2 separate regions of the Mus musculus genome follow, and region 1 is linked to region 2. The links are chromatin loops, found by intact Hi-C in ENCODE. Cell type or tissue: gastrocnemius. All regions are shown on one strand. Links, peaks and the distances in the headings refer to the core of each region. The heading gives the core; the rest is flanking DNA.

Region 1 (9,334 bases), core at 361-8,360, 280 kb before region 2:
AACACGGTAGTTGTCTAAGTCAGAGTCTCAGACTTGGCTTATTTATCTAAGAATAGAGAAAGCAACCCCCTCCCTAATTTAGTCGGGACAATATGCTACAGACCCCACCACACGCACACACACACAAGCACACACACACACAGAGTTTATCTGTTTATCTGTTTACCGTATCTGCAAGCACAGTGAAAACCATCTCCCCAGAGTTCGCTTGGAAAATTACTCTGAGCACTTTCAGTTCAATGAGGCCTGTGATTATAATCGGTTCTTTCTTAATTCCTAATTGGACCCCTCTGGTTCATACGGCAGGGGCTGCACCCCGCAGGGCTGAAGGTGAAAGGTGGGGAGGCTATGGCCTGGCTGAAGGGATGACAAGGCTCCTCCAAGGGCCACAAGTCTGCCAGTGCTGCACCATCGTCCCAGATTTGATCTATCACCAAACACAAGGGCAGTGAAGCTTCAAACTCTCAAGACTCTGCCTAGACCTCTTGGTGTCAGACTCATTCCGTCCACACAGAGAAGAATGGGAGGGGAGTTTAAAGAACTGGAGAGACTTCCCAGTCACAGAATTGTGGAGTCAGGTTTTGAGCAGACTGTGCCTGCTATCTCCCAAGTTTATAGAGTCTGAGAGCTCAGGGAAGCAGGTGCCACAAGGCTGCCTCTCAGGCAGGACAGAGTCAACAGCTATAGACACATGACTGGTAGGGCCCTGCATCACCTTACACTGTAGAGGAGAACAATAGTAGCATCAAAGCAGAGAAGGATGCCTCAGAAGGGAGGTGGGGAGGGGGACCTGGCAGAGTGCGCCCAGCCTCTCGTGCTTCGATAAGGACCCATACGCCATCAGGACAGATGACTCGCCTCCTCCTTGTCACTAGCTGCCTTCACTGGCCTTTACTTTGCCAGGCTGATGGCTGAGGACAAGAGACAAACACTCTGTCACTCTGTACCTTAATTGTTTTTCTTCTTGCTCCGGCCAAATGCCTGGTGAGTGGCAACTTAAAGAGGTTTCATGGTACATTCCATCCTGGTGGGGCAGCTATGGTAGCAGGAGGGAGGGGACAGAGGTTGGGGTGGCAGCGGGAAGGTGAGACTGTTTGCTTACACCTCTGTGGACTAGCAAGCAGAACGTGACTGGACCCAAAGCTGGGCTATATACCTCAAGCCAACTCTCCAGAGACCTAATTCCTCCAGCTAGGGCTCAACTCAGCTCCTAAATGTTCTGCAACCAACATCTGGGGACAAAGTGCTCAATGCACAGTTGTGGGGAAATCTGACATTCAAACCATGATACTCACTGAAGCTTAAAGGCGTCCTGAGAAGGCTTTTGCTGCTCTTGAGTTTGCTAGGGCAGGCCAGGATCAGTGTTGTGGGTCTGAGGACACTCCCTCTGGCCATCAGGGAGAAAGGTCTGGAAGCACACTGCTCCCATCCATAACCCATACTTTCCCCTAATGTAGAGATTGCATATCTCCAGAGGCTGAAGAGTCAAACCACTTCCTTTTTGACTTTCAAATGCCTTCTGGAATTTAGTTCCTTCATATCTTATCTCAAGTTATATATGATAAAGTAGACAGCAAATTAAGTTTTTTAGCAACCATCTCTCATGGCAGAGAACTCTGCATCTTCATTGGGTATTAGAGGTATTGCGTGGATACAGTCTGATGTCATCCCTGGGAGTGATGTGCTCAGGGTGAGCACCCTCAGCAGGGAGGACTGTGGAAAGCAGTCTTGGATCCTACCGAAGACACAGTCCCTCGTGCCCAGCCTACAAAGATGTGTGACACACATTCTGGGACAAATTGCCAGAATCTATTCTCCACAGCAACATGGACACCTATCTGCTCCAGTAACTGCCCACGCAGACTTAAGTCACCTAGCAAAATAACAAACATGTATGTCAATCCCGGACCACCAACAAGACTTCTCCCTGGAGGGTGTTGGGGGCTTCTTGTTCCTAAGGCAGCTTCAGATTCTCAGGATACAATTGGGGCAGGAAGTGGCTGATAAAGAGGTTGGCAGAAGAGAATTCCCAATGGCACAGACCAGGTTCTTGCCTTCTGAGAGGATAATGAGGGGATAAGGTCACTGCTCTTGTATGACATTGTCAGATTAAAAAAAAAAAAAAAGAATGGATAACAGCCGACACTGAGTTTAAAAGTCATGTGCACCACACGGTGCAGGCATGAAATAGCTTTCCTCACAACCCTTGGATGTGAGGTTATCTACTGCCAGCTACCCAACTCGACATTCCTTGACTGGTTACGTGGGCACTCTGCCACCATACATAAAAGAGTCTTCCATTCTTGATTTGTGTCTTGGAATGCCTCCTGGTGGGAGAAGCATGGGGCATAGAGTCAGGAAAGCAAATTCCCCACCTCCTGTGACACTTGTGTGTGACAACAGGGAGGTCATTCCCTTTCCTTGAATGAATAGTTTTCCTACCTGGAAAGCAAAGTTTCATTTCTTTTGCTCTGATAATGTACCCAACAAAGGGGAACTTTGGAAAGAAAGGGGCTTATTTCAGCTTACGCGTCCAGCTTAGTGTCCATCATTGTGGGAAAGTCAGAGTGGTGGGAGCTTGAAGAAGGTGAGGACATCCACAGTCTAGAGCCGAAAGACAGATGCATGCATGTTCACATGCTCACTTGTCTGTGCTCAGCTCAGTCTCTCCATTCACACTGGTCAGGATTTCCTGCCTAGGGAATGGTCCCACTCACAGTGGGCTGGGTCTTCCCAAGTTAACTATCAATTAAAACAATCCCCTACAGATGTGCCCACTGGCCAATCAAATGTAGACCATCCCTCACTGAGACACTTTCCTCAGGTGATTCAAGGTTTTGTCAAGTTGGCAATTAAAGCTAACATCACAGGTACTAATGATCTCATGGTTGGGAGAATGAAAAGGACATGAGAAACCCTTCTACGACTGCAAAGCATAACACAAATTCTGTTTATCAATAAAGCATTAAGTAGAGCTATGACAAAGCACAGGTTTATAAAGGAGACCTAGGGTTCGGCATTAAGTTTCTTCTTCAAGAACAGAACATACATGTGAAGGGTCTACGGAGGACTAGGTGCCCAAACTCTGCCTATGTGGTTACTTCAGTGTCAAACTTCTGCTTCTGTAACCACAGAGAGAATGAATTTATAGATGTATTTCTATTGCCTACTCTGTTTTAAACCCCAGAAAACTGATCAGCAATTTTCACATATACACATATAATTTATCCTATTACTAGTTTGAAAACTTTTGCAACTAATAAACCTTAATCAAGCCAAAAAATTTTTTAACTATTGCCCTGTATGCCCATATGATACCGGGTGAACATGAACTATCATATTTTAATAGTTATTTTAATCCACATCCTATTTTTTAAAATTTGATATGCTGTAGATTTTCATGATTCTTTTACATTATTTCCTTAATTTCAGATGGACTTTTGTTTGATGCAGCCTCACCAGGCGAAAAACAAGCAAGATCAGAAAAATAAAGTGTCTTACTTGGGTATGACAGCAAGGCACAAAATCACTCCCTTTAGGTGGATGGCCCCTTGATCACTGTGATTATATTTTTAAAATACGGTGTCTGATCTCTAGGGCACTTTATCTGCAATTAAGGCTCTCTACCATTAGGTGGCAGTAGGGTCATGATCATGATTAGCCATGTAAATGATATTCTAGCTGGAGGTGTGTGTGTGTGTGTGGGGGGGGTAAGAACTTGTATTTCTTCTCTTTTCACAAGGGATGCTTTGAAAAATGAAAGCACACAGTTGGGAGTATCTAAGGAGTTATTTTAGTTTTTAACACTTAAGATGAACAAATATGAAGTAGTTATGGCCTTTAATAACTCAACACTAAATACTTTATCACTAGTATGCGCATGCATTTTCTGCCATTCCTAACAGATACACAGTTCATCCTAAACTCTATGAGAATCCCTTAGCCTGAGTCCTGACACCTGCTTCTGAGTTCCTGGACCCCACTTCCATGTTTCCACAAACCCGTCTCCGTGGCAAGGGACCACAAGATCCAGCACTTTGACTGGCAAAGACCACTTCAGAATGTACTGCTCTGGCTCCTGGGAAGAAGGAAGCAAGGATGCCACAGGCATCTGAGAGCAACGAATACTGAGACATTAACAGGGAAGAGGGGATGCTAAGCTAAAGAAAATTGTGATGCTGGACTCTGGTATTAGGGGAGGTAGACAGATTCCTCCTCCTAAGGGTGTTCTTGAGATAGAGACTTTGTTCAATAGGGTAGCACTGTCGAAGAAGCCCCTTCAGAAATGACACTCAGGGTCAGGTGCTGCTCGCGCTTGTTTTATAAGGGAGTGGTGTTTCTCTACTGCAGAACACATATCTTGTTGACAGTCAGCCAGAGCCGCACAGGTCTCATCACTAGAAGTAATCAGGGTAAGATAGGGCCACAGTAGCTTCGGCCCTGAGGGCACATGTAGCTTTACCGCCTGGGTTCCTGCGGGACATCACTTACCCATCCCAGTGGGGATCATATTCTCTTCCCTGTCCTGGCCTTTTATCAAATCAATCGATGGTGCCACACCTCATCCTAGTCTCAGGGTTAACGTGCCTCATTTTTTGACGACTTGCATTCTTCTGGTCACAGTTTCATGGGTGAGAGGCACCAGACATGAAGTGATTTATTCTGTTTAAAGCAGTTGATGGGTCAGTAGGATGGCTCAGTGGGTTATGGTGTATGCTGCCAAGTCAGACTAAGAACTAAGTCTCCAGACACACGTGGTGGGAGTAGAGACCAACTCTTACAAGTTGCCCTTTGACCTCCATATGAATGTCATTGCATATGTGAGCACACACACATAAGTAAAATTTTAAGAATGAAATATAGCAAAAGGAGTTGAGACTGTTTTGAGCTTCAAAGTGCATTATCCCAATAATTGCTCTGTGTGTGTGTGTGTGTAGGTGTGTATAAGTTTCTGTATATGTCTGTGTGTACATGTACATATGTGTATATTTGTGCGTTTGTATGCTTGGATACAAGTGCATTTATGTGTGTATGGAATCTAGAAGTCAACACTGATTATCTTTCTCTATGGCTCTCAAGCTAAGTTTTTGAGACAGGGTCTCTTTGTGACCCTCAAGCTCATTGGTTGACTATGCTGGCTGGCCAGCAAGCTCCAGGACTGGCATATCTCTATCTCTCAGTGCTAGGGTTCCAGACTCACGCCACCATGTTTGATTTTACATTGGTGATGGGATCACACTCTGGTTTCTCATGCTTACAGGACAGGAATGCTACCCACCAAGCCATCTGTCTCCTCAGTCCTCACTGCTGGCTTGAGTATGGATTTGGACAAATGGCTTTTATGGTTGGGAAGGATCTGTAAGGCTCTGTGTCTCCTTCCCATGGCTTTATGGCTTCTTGGCTTCCTGGCTCTGCTCTTTGAGACCCTTGCTCCTCCTCTGTGGGTGCTATTGTTAGGCAATTCTGCTTACATCCTGAGAGCCAACACTAGCACACGAAAGTCTTCACTGTGTTGTGGATTAGGAAGCACCCCTTTTCTGTCCCTTGTAATAAGCAAGCACACCTGTCTGTCTTGTCCCCTAGACTGATAGAGTGCAGCCCCTGTCTCTGAAAAACAGCCTAGCTAAGGCTTGGATCAGTCAATCTTGGTGTTTTCTTCTTGGTGATGGGTTTCCTCAACTTCCCTTCTCAGCTTGATTACCCTCTTCCTTGTTGGCAGTGGGTGTCCGGCAGACTGTTTGTTTCCAGGGATCTATGCCCTAGTCTGGTGAGGGCCACCAGTACTGGAGGCAGAGCAATGGGGGCATCTCCATAAAGCTCTTGTGACCCCTGGGTCCCAGTGTTTCCTCAGTTACTCTGGCAGCTGTGACTAAGGCAAAGCAGTGTTCTGTGCTTGCGCTGGCTCATTGCTTAGCAGGATAAGAATAAACTGAGTTATGTTACTTCAAAAAGAAAAGCATCCAACATACCCAGTGTGGGGATGCTCCCTCTTGATAGAGGGAGTCTGAGTGATGACTAGCCAGACATAGGTTCTCAGGGGTGGGACTCCAAGCTCAGGACCTTAGGTCTGTGAGTCAATTCAGCCCCTGTTAGCAAGGCATCAGATGTTCACATGTGGATGTTGTCTGGGACTCACAGAGGAGGAAGGTGGCTGTTTACCTCAAGGGGCCCACAAGAGGGACAGACAGACCAGCACTTAAGACCATAGCTTGCAGGGAGGGGAGAGAGTCCTGATCCTTGCTGGGCACAGGAGTCAGCTTTTACAAGGATGTACCCCCATCTAGGCAATCTGAAACAAGAACAGCTGCCCTTAGATGCTACCCACACCAAAGCCTGGCTAAGCTGGAGCTTTCTGGACTAGAGAAGGCTGGAGGATTTAGTTAGGTGAGCCAATGTCCCCTGCTACTGACTCAGAGAGAGTTCCAGCCTCAAGAGGCCTGGCCTCTCGGGCTATCCAGGATCTTGCCTGGGCTTTCTCTGAACCTCTCAGCTCGGCCCATCCACAGCTCAAGCAGCAGGCAGGCATCTTGGGTATAGACCTTGAGTCCTGTACTTCCTCAGCCCACTCAGACTTCACACTTTCCCCCAACCTGCTTTTCCTTGAAACAGTTTCTCAGAAGGGAGTTTGAAGCCTCCTTTCTTTCTCTTCAGAAGAAAACATTCCTCTAGAACCATCTGCTCTGAAAACCCATCCAGATATGTCAGTGGCTCTTTCTCTGGGACCACAGGCCAATATCACAGGTCCCCAGTGTCCCCCAAGCTCTGCAGGTATATGCATGTCCATTCTTTTTTAAATTTTTTGAAGATGTATTTATTTCATTTTATGTGTATGGGCATTTTGCCTTCATGTATGTCTGTGCACTATGTGTGTGCCTGGTGCCTGAGGAGGTAAGAAGACAGAATTGGACTCCCTGGAACTGGAGTTCTAGATTTTCTATAGGTTCTTGAAATCCAACTTGGGGTCCTCTGCAAAAAACAAGTGGTCTTAACTGCTGAGTTATTTCTCTAGCCCCTGTTCATTCTTGTCTGACCTGAAGGCTGCTACAGGTTGATGTTAAGAACAGAAGGGGTGCTGGGTGGAGAGGTACAAGCCTTTAATCCCAGCACTCAGTGGGCAGAGACAGGTGGATCTCTGTGAGTTTGAGGCTAGCCTGGTCTACAAAGCAAGTTCTAGGACAGCCAGCGCTACAAAACCCTGTCTCAAGGAAACAAAACTAAACAAGAACTGAGTGGGGTTGGAGGGCCTTCTCTAGCACAATGGCAGGTCAAGACAGGCTAAGGAAGAGTGGGAAGGGAGCAGGGCCAGGAGTCCCGGGTTCAAGTGTGCTTTGCCCATGACTCAGCAAGTACCTTGGTCCAGGAACTCCAGCTTGTCCTGCCTAAGTTTTCTGTGACCCACAGAAAGGAAACCCAGTGCGATAAGGCTGAGGTAGTCTGGGGTTAGGGTAGGATGCACTGCTCTAGGCCTATGGACCTGCAGTTCTCCACAGAGCCAGGCAAGGAAGACGTTAATATTCTCAGTCTATAAGTAGCTCCTGCGGTTGCAGATAAAATTAAATGGCATGACTATTTTGGTAGAAAGTCAGGTAAAAAAAAAAAAGCCGAAAAATAAGCTCTCTGTCAAATGCCAATCCCCACCCCCCATCCGCCACACACACCCTGTTCTTTTTTTACGCCCATTTGGTATTTGTTTTTAATTCTGGCTGATTGTCAATTTTAAAACCTGATGCATAGCGTGGCTTGCTATTCCGGAGGCGTTATTTTAAGATAAAACAATGTAAATTCTGCCTTGGGATGGCAGATGGCTGGCAGTTCGCTGTTTGGCAATGCAACTGGTATGGTATGTTGAGGATTGAGAGCAGCAGGTACAGGGCTCAATTCGAAACCGCCACAGATGCTCGGAGGGAGCGGGGGAGGGGCGCAAGCTGGTCAGGAAATCGAGTACGGTACTGGGAGCTCAGAGGGGGGAAAAAGATGGTAACTAGCTGAAAGTTTGCTTCTTCTGGGCTCTTCTCACTCTCTTTCTTTGTCTTTGGCTGCTCTGTGGAGATTCGGAAAGGCCCTTAGAGGTCAAGAGCTGGTGAATGCTTCTCATTTTGCTTCAGCTCAGTCTGATGGGTAAGGCCTGGGCTCCTTGAGAAAGCACAAGGCAAGGACAAAGGAGATAAAGGAAATCTGAATGTGTTTTTCCACAGAGACATGCAAATGGCGGCATCAAGCAGGGAGCCTGCACCTAGTGCAGACATTGTAGGGAGGACGGACCAGAGTCTGAGGAAGACACAGAGCACTGCCAAAGGCAGTTTCTCACCTGAAGAGCCTCACTACAAAATCTTCCCTGTCACCTTCACTGTGGGGCCAGAGAGTGACCAGGAGTTGGGTGCTGACCTGGAGAGGAAGAGGTCAGAGGGGGTCCATTCAGAGCCAGTGAGGACTGCTGAATGCTTTTTAAAAAGGTCACTCACCCGCAGTCTCCCCTTAGAATCTCAAAAAGACTCAACAAGCAAACTCCTCTGTGTGATTATGTGATTGCTGTGTGTGTGTGTGTGTGTGTGTGTGTGTGTGTGTGTGTATGCATGTATGTGTGTGTGTGATTGTTTATATGTGTGTATGTGTGATTGTGTATGTGAGAGATTGTATGAGTTTGTTGCCTGTGTATGTTTGGGTGTATGTGTGTGTGTGTGACTGTATGTGATTGTGTGTGATTGTGTAATTGTGTATGAGAGTGACTGTGTGTGACTGTATGTGATTGTATGTGTGTGATTGTGGTTTTGTGTTGTGTGAGTGATCATGTGAGTGATATGTGGCTGGCTGTGTATGTGAGACTTTGTGTGATTGTGTATATGTGTTTGACTGTAATGCATTTCAGTGTGTGTAATTGTGTGTATGAGTGTGTGATTGTGTGTGTTTGAGTGTGTATGTGAGACTGTGTGTGTGATTGTGGGTAGTATGTGTTGTGTGTGTATGTGATTTGAACTCTTTAAACTCTTTTTCTTAGTCTTACAGTGCTGGGAACACACATGGCTGCTTTTGCTGATGGCCCCCTGGGTAATGCCTGAAGCAATGTCTCTATGAGGCTGCTGAAGGTCCCGAGCACAGCTGAGGCCAGAGGACCTGGCTTGGATGATGTAACTCCAGAGTAAGACTCCCTCCTAACCTAACCTAACCTAACCTAACCTAACCTAACTAACCTAACTAACCTAACCTAACCTAACAAACTTCAGAGTGCCATGATCCTAAAGAGTCACTGTATTCACTATGCAGGTGAATTCCCCAAGGACCCCTTCCCCTTCCCTTTCTGGTGTCTTGGCAGAAAAGACAAGCTAATCAAAATTTA
Region 2 (9,334 bases), core at 976-8,975:
CAAGAGTCTCTAATTCGAGCTGAGATGTGGCAGGCAGTGCTTGTTGGTGCTGTGTGGTGTGATGTTAAAGATATGGGCGTGCCCTCTGTTCATGGCTGCAGAGAAGCAATACTATGCCCTGTGAACCAGTACTTGCAGAAACCCTCATCATCTATCTCATTTTGAATTTACTTTCTATCCTTGAGCATGCAGAAACCTTTATCATTGCGTTTTGTTCTTGCTGTTCTTGCTGTTGTTATTGTTGTTTTGTTTTGCAACCCCCATATGATGGGGTTGTGACCCACAGTTTAAGAAGTTGGGCTCACCACCTCCAGCAGGAAGACAGGGCATCAAATGAGGGAGGGGGGCATCCCACAGTCACAACTCTGACTCATAATTGTTCCTGTCTGAAAGAATTACAGGGATGGAAATGGAGAGGATCCAGAGGAAAAGAGGGTCCAGCGACAGGTCCAAAGTGGGATCCAGCTCAAGGCCTGACACTATTACTGAGGCTATGGAGCGCTCACAAAAAGGGATCTAGCATGAACGCACTCTGGGAAGACCCAACAAGCAGCTGAAAGAATCAGAGGTAGATAGTTGTACCCAACCAATGGACAGAAGCAGCTGACCCCTGTTGTTGAATTAGGGAAAGACTGAAAGAAACTGAGGAGAAGGGCAATCCTGTAGGAGGACCAGAAGTCTCAATTAACCTGGACCCTCGAGATCTCTCAAACACTGGACCACCAAACAGGCAGCATACACCAGCTGATATGAGGCCCCCAACACACATACAGCAGAGGACAACCGGGTCTGTGTCCATTCAGAGATGATGCACCTAACCCTCAAGAAACTGGAGGCCCCAGGGAGTTTAGAGGTCAGGAAGGGTGGGGGTTAGGGATACCCACATGGAGGCAGGGGCGTGGGGAGGAGGTATGGGATGTGGAGCAGTAGGAGGGTGGATGGAGGGGTTTGGGAGTTGGATAAAATATGGAGTGTAAAATAAACAAATAAATTAATTAATTTAAAAAAGAAGAAAAAAGAAAAAAGAAAGATGTTGGGCTCAAAATGGATTTATCTCATTTCCTTCCATGGTTTCCCTAAGTCCAGAAGAAGCACATGCATGCTCACCTTACTATGGGTCTCCTCTGCAACCTACCTTCTTACTCCACAGATAGGAAGATCTCGAAGCTGAGCTCCAGGCATGCGCATGCGCTGTCAGCAGACACTTCCCCTGGGAAAATGCGCTTCTCTATTACAGCAGCCGAGGGCAAGTCTGGTTCCATCAGCTTTGAAGGAAAAGTCCTAGAGACCTCTTCCTAAGGCAGGCCATCTATTCCTGTACTCTGTGGACACGACAACTTCTGGATAAACTGGCAGAACAGTTGGGTCCTCCCCCAATTGTATAAAACTCTCTTTTGGGAGACGGAAGATTCTGGAAATTAGAAATTGGACCTAGGGCCTCACACATGCTTGGCAACTGCTCTACCACTGCCCCCACCCCCTAAATGTCTTTCATGTGGGGAGTCCTTGATTGCTCTCAGCTCCAAGTTTTGAGTTATCTTGGCAACCTGCAGGGATACATTCTGTTACAGAGCTGTCATATAGAGTCACAAGGAAATAGGACTGAAAATAAAAAAAAAATTTTTAAATCTGCACCCCACCCCCACCGTGTGTGTGTGTGTGTGTGTGTGTGTGTGTGTGTGTTTGAACTGTGTCTAATTTGCTTCTTTTTAATTTTGAAACAGGGTACACTGGATAGTTTTATGTCAAGTTGGTATAAGCTAGAGTCATCAGAGAGGAAGGAGCCTCAACTGAGAAAACTCTCCAGAAGATCAGGATATAGGCAAGCCTGTAGGACATTTGGGAGTGGTGGTGGTGGTGGTGGGGTGCTGTTCATGACAGGGTTTCTCCCTATAGCTATGGCTGTTCTAGAACTCACTCTGTACACCAGGCTGGCCTCAATCTCAGACTTTCCTGTCTCTGCTATCTGAGTACTGGGATTAAAGGCCTATGCCACAACCGCTTGCTAGAACATTTTCTTAATTAGTAAGTGACCCAGGTGGGGAGGCCCAACTCATTATGGGTGATAATAATCCGGGGCTAAGAGTGGTCCTGGGTTCTTTAAGAAAGCAGGCTGAGCAAGCCATGAGGAGCAAGCCAGTAAGCAGTACCCCATGGCCTCTGCATCAGCTCCTGCCTCCAGGTTCCTGCCCTGTTTGAGTTCCTGTCCCGACTTCCTTTAATGCAGAAGTATAAGTCAAACAAACCGTTTCCTCGCCAGCTTGCTTTGGTCATGGTGTTTCATCCACTAGTAATCCTGACTAAAACACAGTCTCGCACTGTAACCCTGGCTGGCCTGGAACGCACTCTCTAGACCAGGCTGCCCTCATACTTAAGCTACCTGCCTCTCACTCTTGAACACTGGAAGGAAAGACGCGAACTACCATGACTGGCTGCTTTGCATTTTCCCATCACGTTTTTCAATTTTAAAATCTCCCAGAGTAAATACATAAATGCTTATTTAACAAAATAAGTCAGTGCAAAGATGAGCCGCGGCATCTTAGTAAAAAGGACAAGTGAGCAACCTACTTCAAGCAGCGTCTGGTTTTCTTGCAGCCCCACAGGCCATCCGACCTTGCTAATCTTCATCGTGTTAGTTTCCTCGAAGCTGGAAGGGAAAGATCAAATTTCCACTTCAGGTTTATCAAAAATTCTTATCACTTCAGATGAAATCAATGCTTTAAGTAGTTAATTGTCCAATTTTAGTTTACGTTTCAAAGGGGATCCGGTGCTCTGTTTCAGGGAGTTTGTTATGCTCAGTTCTCATTAGCAAACACATATTTCTAAGCTGATATAGCAATAATTACAGGACATGTTATGCTCTCAGCTTTATGAAAGACCCTTTTCTGATTTTCCTTCTACCTGATTCAACTTGTTTTTCTTTGCTTCCCTCAGTTAGGATCTTTGCAGGTAGCCCAGGCTGGCCTGGAACTCTTGACCCTCTGACCTTCGCCTCTTGAGTGCTAAGATTGTTGGAGTATGCTATCCCGCCAGGCTTGCTTCAAGTTTTTAAAAGATCTGATATTGAAGAGTTGTAAAGGACTACCTTAATATGCATAATTCCACTTAAACAGTGTTTGTTATGCAAACATGACAACCTGAGTTCAAATCCTCAGCTTCTACCTAAGGAGATGGGCATGGCCTTCACATACAGCTATAGCCCCAGCACTGTAGTGGGTGGAGACAGGGGAGCAATTCGGCTTGTGCCTACTGGCTCGGTGAGAAATCTTCTCTCAAAGGAATATGGCAGACAGTGATAAAACAGATATCCAGCATCCGCTCCCGGCCTCTCAGCGTGCCCACAGGGACGGAATTACTGTTAACCAGGCTTATGTGTAAGTCCTTACATAGCCAAATAAGTTTTCCTTAAATGGGCATATCTCAAACACTTTACATGACACCAAATATTCAAGGTAAAGAAGAAAACAACCATTTGAACGCCATCTACCAATGGTTTGTCTCTTTCCAGATGACAGTGCATTTAGGCTTATTTTCAAATGACCACAGTGACTTCTTAACCAAATAACTTCAACTCTGGTTTTGGTATATGCAAGATAAAGCACAGCTTAGTTGATAAATATTGTGGTTACTTACAGTGTTCAGTTTAATCTTACTTATGTCACCTATAAATTATCTGCAGGAATTTTCTAGACCACAATTGTCTTTCCACCAGCACTTCTTCAAACGGTGATCTTCCTTCAGGAGCACAAAGAGAGAAAAATCCATCTCTGCCTTGCGTCTTCCATACATTTCTCCATGTCTAGCAAGCTGAGTTTCGGGTAGCATTATGTTTCCACAAGCCGCTCAGAAAGCTTAATTGAGACTTAAGCGCTCAACAAATATTTGTGGAATTAAATTGAGTTTCAGTGATTATTCTGTAATTCTTAAAGCATGGAGACGTTAGAAGGTTAACCAAAAAAAAAAAAAAAGTGTTTTCAGTAAAAAAAAAAAAAAAAATCTGTCTAAACCCATCGCCGACGTCAGGTGATAATGAGGAGTTGCTGTTGGTTATTAGAGGTTCGTTAAAGAGAACCTTTCGATTGTTCTCCAGTCGCTGCTTTTTAAAGTCCCAGATTTCTAAGCTGTCTCGGTTGGAGATAAATTCACTTCCTTAAGCCATCTGGTGGCTCCCACCTGTAACTACATCATCTATTCAGCAGACATGCCCAATGCGGGTTCTGCCTTTACAGGGCCATCTCTTACAGGGTTTGTTTTGATGAACTGGTACCCAAGGAATGCATAGGTATTAAAATTCCAAGAGAAATCTTAGTGGTTCTAATCTCAGGGACACTTTAAATAAGAACAACATAGCAAAGACCATTGGTAATGGGATGAGTGAAAGCCTGTGAGTGTATTCTATTCATGAACTGAGGCAAACCGTACCGAGTGTTCCAGGAGTGTGCCTCCGTGTCGGGGTTATAAAACACTAGCATGAGGAGACCTGTGTACTCAGGAAGCACAGTCCAAATGACGACAAAAGCAGCTATGCTCGGTGATGGTGAGACTGTATGTATGTGCCTTGGTCGAGATGGGAAATCTGCCAGCTGCATCTCTTTCACCCCACACTCGACACCTATGGCTGTCTCCTCCGAGGAACATGCAGCATACACCAGAATAGACTTTCTCTTTTAGAATCAGCTCGTAAGACAACCGAACTGCAAGTGTGTTGTACACACTGACATCCCACCTTCCTGACCTTCCACAAAGCCAAAAATATTTACATCTCTGTGTAACGCTTAACCCTCAAGGTCACGATGATGCCCCTGAACTGAGTCATGTCTGGGAGACCAAGGACTCTTGTGTCAATAAACAAGCTCGCAGGGGCAGATCTAACTTAGCCAAATGTTCAGAGGCCAGAGGACAAGACAGGGGACACAGAATGGAGTCTTACCTACAGACGTCACCCCTACAGAATGGAGTGTTGTCTCCCAGAGAGAGAAGTCATTCCAGCCTTGGGAAGGCCAAGGAGGCTCTGAAAGGCTTGAAGCCTGAGGCCATTTCAGAACAGCAGATAGACTTCCACAGCCTAGAACAGGAGAGACTTAGTTAATATCACACAGGCAAACATAAGGATAAAGTATAACAAAGCAAAATCCACTTAGTAGCTTCAGGAACCACATCAGGCAGGAAGAATGCAATAAAGCCATGGCTGGCTGCAAAGTTAGACAGGAGCCAGAGGGGTGGCACATGCCTGTAATCCCAGCACCTGGGAAGCAGAGGCAGGAGGATCAGCAGTTTGAGGCCAGCCTGGGCCCTGTAGTGAGGTTACAAACAACAACAACAACAAATAGTCAAGGGCTTTGTGACTCCAGGGACTGTGGGTGGCTGACATGCTCAAGGATGTCCCACTAGAAATGGAGCCACTAAGCAACTTTAAATTAGGACCATAGTATAATGTCATAATTGTTAGAAGCAGATACTGCATTGAAAGGATGCAGAAAAAGACGTAGAAAGCCTGCTAGGGTACCATGCTCCAGACCAGACTTTATGAGGGATTCCAAGTGAAGAAGCAGCGACAGAGCTGCAGACATCATTGAGCAGAAGAGCAGGTCTTTGTAACTAGGACATAAAGGATTTGGCATAACCCTAGGGTTGTAGCTTAGTGGAAGTGCTCTTGCCTATATGCTGAGTCCTGTTCCAGAAAGAGAATATAGAAAAATTTAAGATAATTCCCAGATATATGGTCTATAGACCAAGGGTGGGGATGCTTCTGGCTCCTCCGGGCATTTTGCTCTGAGAGACAACAGACTGGGGTAGACAAGCATGAAGAGCCACAGAATTAATGAGCATAGTGCTGGGAGCGGTCACATCAGTGCCCCATGGGGCAGCACTAGTGCACCACAGGGGGTAGGCTGTGCAGGTCTCAGACACTGCAGGAGGTCAAGGCAGAAGATCTCGACTTGGAATGGATCAAAATCAAAGTTATGGGAGAGGGGAGAGCTCATCGGTAACCCAGCCCCTGCAATGTTCACGCTGAGATGTGTGCAGCACAAGTCAGAGGAAGAGACCCACACCCTCCTGTATGACCAGGGCGTTCAGATAACCCAGTGGACAAGTGAAAAGCTGAGCATCTTTTACGGCGCCTAGAAATGACTGTGGATCAGGGCGCGTGGGAGGCTCAGGGAGGGTGCAGATCCCGAGTCACAAGGATGCTATGGAGAGTTCTAAAAATAAGAATTTGCACTGTGTATGTCTGACTGCATGAGCATCCCGTGGCCAATCAGAGCGATTGTCATCCTCACCCTGAGCCGGCTGCCACTTCTCATCTTCACCCTTGACTAGAGCACTGAGCCCTGGACCCAGCCAGTTAGGGATGCAGATGAGAAGGGACTAGGAGCCTGCAGATGTGGAGGTGAGAAAAATATGCCTCTGTCTTTTTCTGGCTCTCTCACACCACAAGGAAATCCTATTCAAAGTCTCCCTGGGGAAATAACAGCATGATCCTTCAGCTGGACCTTTAAATTAAAAGGCTACCTGATTCTTTATGGGGCGAGAGGATTGTTTCTCTTTCATCAATAAGTCAATTTGTCCCCTCTTGTCTCCCATGCTATTGCATTTTAGAAGAAATTCATTCCAGTTAATATGAAAATGAGAGACCAGAAATTACGAAGGACGCTTATGGATGGCATTGTAATGATTCACCCACCGACTCTGTGTGTTACTTGAGGTTTTGATGATACACTTATTTTTCTGTCATTTAAATGCTCTCCACATCCATCTGCTCATGGAACCAAGCTCAAAATCTTAGCATTATACAGAATGTACTAATGGCAGCAGCCTGAGCCCTCTATTAATATTAAAAGCTTCATGTCACTTTCAGAGAATCAGTAGGGACTGTCTTAAAGGGTGGAGTGATGTCCATACAAGAATAATGTCATCATGAATGTGATCCCTTTAAGGAAATAAAAATCTCAGCCCATTGGGTCAGCTGTGGTTCACTTTTACACACTACACACGCATGCACACACACACACACACACACACACACACACACACACACACATTCTGAACTAACCCTAGATAGATGGATAAACAAAAACTAGAAACTTTCCAAATAAGATCAGATTCTCTTTTGTTTTATGAAACACCATCTCACATAGCCCAGGCTGCCCACCAACTTGCTGCATAGTCTAGGCTGGCCTTGAACTCTGGTTCTCCTGCATCAGCCATCTAAGTGCTGTTGTGAGCCATCATGCCCACCTCCAGATTAGACCAATCTCTTTCAGTAACTTGTGATTAGGGCCAGAGAGGTGGCCCCACGGGTGAGTGTTTATCCTCCCTCCGCCTGATGGCCTGAGCTTGATTTCTGAAACCCAATTGGCAGGAGAAGAGAAATTACTTCCTTCAAATTGTCCTCTGGCCTCTACATGTATGCTGTGGCATGAATACACACACAACATGTGAGTAAATTAGATGCAAATTTTTAAAGTTCGACAACTAATAAATCTTTTTTTTTTCAGCATTATTTTGGTTGTTCTTTCCTGTTCTTGATAGATTTCAAATGAATTTTCACTTTTTTTGAGACCAAGTCTCATTATGCATTCCTAGATGGCTTGGAACTCATCAAGTAGCCCCAGGTGGCCTCAAATTCACAGAGACCCAACCTGCCTCTCTACCTCTCCTGCGTGCTGGAATTAAAGGTGTGCGCCACCACACCCAGCCTGGGTTTATCAGTGTTCCTAAAAGTTCTCTGATGTTTTGGATTTCCTACCTATAGGGGTAGGGGATTGGCATCTGTGGCTTCCCTATCTATTAGCAACCCCACTCCCCTACCCCTCACCCCACCCCCACCTAGGTGAATTTTAGCATTTCTTTATGGAGCTCTACATTTGAATGCTATCCATTCATTGTTATTTTACATCAGCTTACCACACTTAAAATATGTCCAAAAGAATAAGTCAGGGCGCTGTTTTTATTGGGACACTTAAGAAATAGGAACATTTCTATTATGGCATTTTTAAAATCACAGGCTACAGTAGTCGTCTTTTGTTATGAGGAGATGGCTCCTTCTGCAAACTGTATTTTAGTTGCTTTATGGAAGTACTCACAAAAATCTTAATGCAGCCACAGCAAAGGTAGCTTTTTTGAAGAGCACAGCCTTTCAGATCAATCTAATTTCCTACTTGAACAAGGTAACTGACTGCTATAGACAAGAGCAAAGAATCTGGTGTGAAATAGCAGGATTTCAGGAAGCCTTTATGCTGACTGATCCTAGCATATTGAAGGTGGCTACCTTGTTTCGGAAGGCACACCAGCAAAGAGGATATCTTCTTCAATCCTGTTTTCATCTTAGTTAAATTAAAAAGAAAACCCCTCTATAGCAAATACTCACTTTGTAGAAGTCAAATAGTAGTGTTTAAACTTTGCCATTAGTGTGTGTGCACACACATGCTACAGTCCACACATGGAGGTCAAAGGGCAACTTTGTGGAGTCAGTTCTCGATTTGCACCTTTATGTGGATTCCAGAGGTCAAGCTCAGGGTGGTCAGGTTGTTTGTGTGTTTGTTTGCATGAAACTTGCCTCTACTCAGGAATATGGGGCGACCTAGCTCCATGTTTCCTGGGCCTCGGTGGTTCAAAGTTGCCTCTAGAGTAACCCACCTCTGGTTCCCTCTGAGGTGAGAGCTGTGGTTTGTGTGATGGTTTTGTTTTGTTTTGTTTTGTTTTTGTTTGTTTCTTTCATCAACACTACAGAGCACATGTGCTCAGCAGAGATGCCAATGTGAGGCCTCGTGAGAGATTATTAAGGATGTCAAGACAATGACACTAAATCACTCCCAGGCCCTGTGCAGCTTCATACACGAAACACTCAGCATGAGGCTTGCCCTGATTTACCCAACAGAAAGGAAGACGTGCGTCACACCAAGATTCACATACAAATGTTCATATGACCTGAAGGTCTCTGTCCCCTAATCCTTATCCTTTGGAACTCTTCTTCCCCTAACCCCAGAGACGATGGTTTTAGAAACTGAGGCCTTAAACATGTGATTAGGCCTTAAGGAGCACTCTTAGAAAAGGGACACTGGGGACCTGGCTACTCTCTTCCGTGACTTCCCAGGTATTTGGGAAATGAATGGGTCTGCCTTGTCCCCCAGCACTGCCACAGGTCAGGGCACAGGGTCCTACATAGGCAGAGCAATGTCAAGGCTCCATGCCCTGCATCCCAGTACAGCACCTGGTGGCCTGTAATGGCTTCTCCTCCAGAAGCTATGACACTCTAACTGGCTTTGTTTGGCTCGGTCTTGCCCTTCTGCCATGTGGCAGAGGTAATGAAACCTTGCCTGGTGCCACTGAC

Evidence for each region. Peaks named below come from ENCODE experiments on the same cell type or tissue, not always from the same donor. Only the 100,000 strongest peaks of a DNase experiment are listed, where the experiment ranks them.
Region 1: a loop joins it to region 2, with 10 times the contacts of the local background. A loop is called at or near these places in 3 of 42 quality-filtered maps.

Annotation. Positions count from the first base shown.
Region 1 is chr14:64,165,647-64,174,980 of GRCm38, forward strand. The region is part of intron 5 of Msra (methionine sulfoxide reductase A); the gene reads right to left. Among named protein-coding and RNA genes, the nearest start is that of Gm52129, 29 kb to the right of the region's middle. In gastrocnemius, for the core only: a CTCF peak has its summit at 3,617 (motif pointing right); DNase peaks (open chromatin) are centred at 850, 3,649, 7,421 and 7,900; H3K4me3 peaks cover 699 bases; H3K27ac peaks cover 1,089 bases.
Region 2 is chr14:64,449,829-64,459,162 of GRCm38, forward strand. It overlaps a transcript of Msra not described here. Among named protein-coding and RNA genes, the nearest start is that of Msra, 13 kb to the left of the region's middle. In gastrocnemius, for the core only: a CTCF peak has its summit at 4,180 (motif pointing left); DNase peaks (open chromatin) are centred at 4,173, 4,533, 5,954 and 6,249.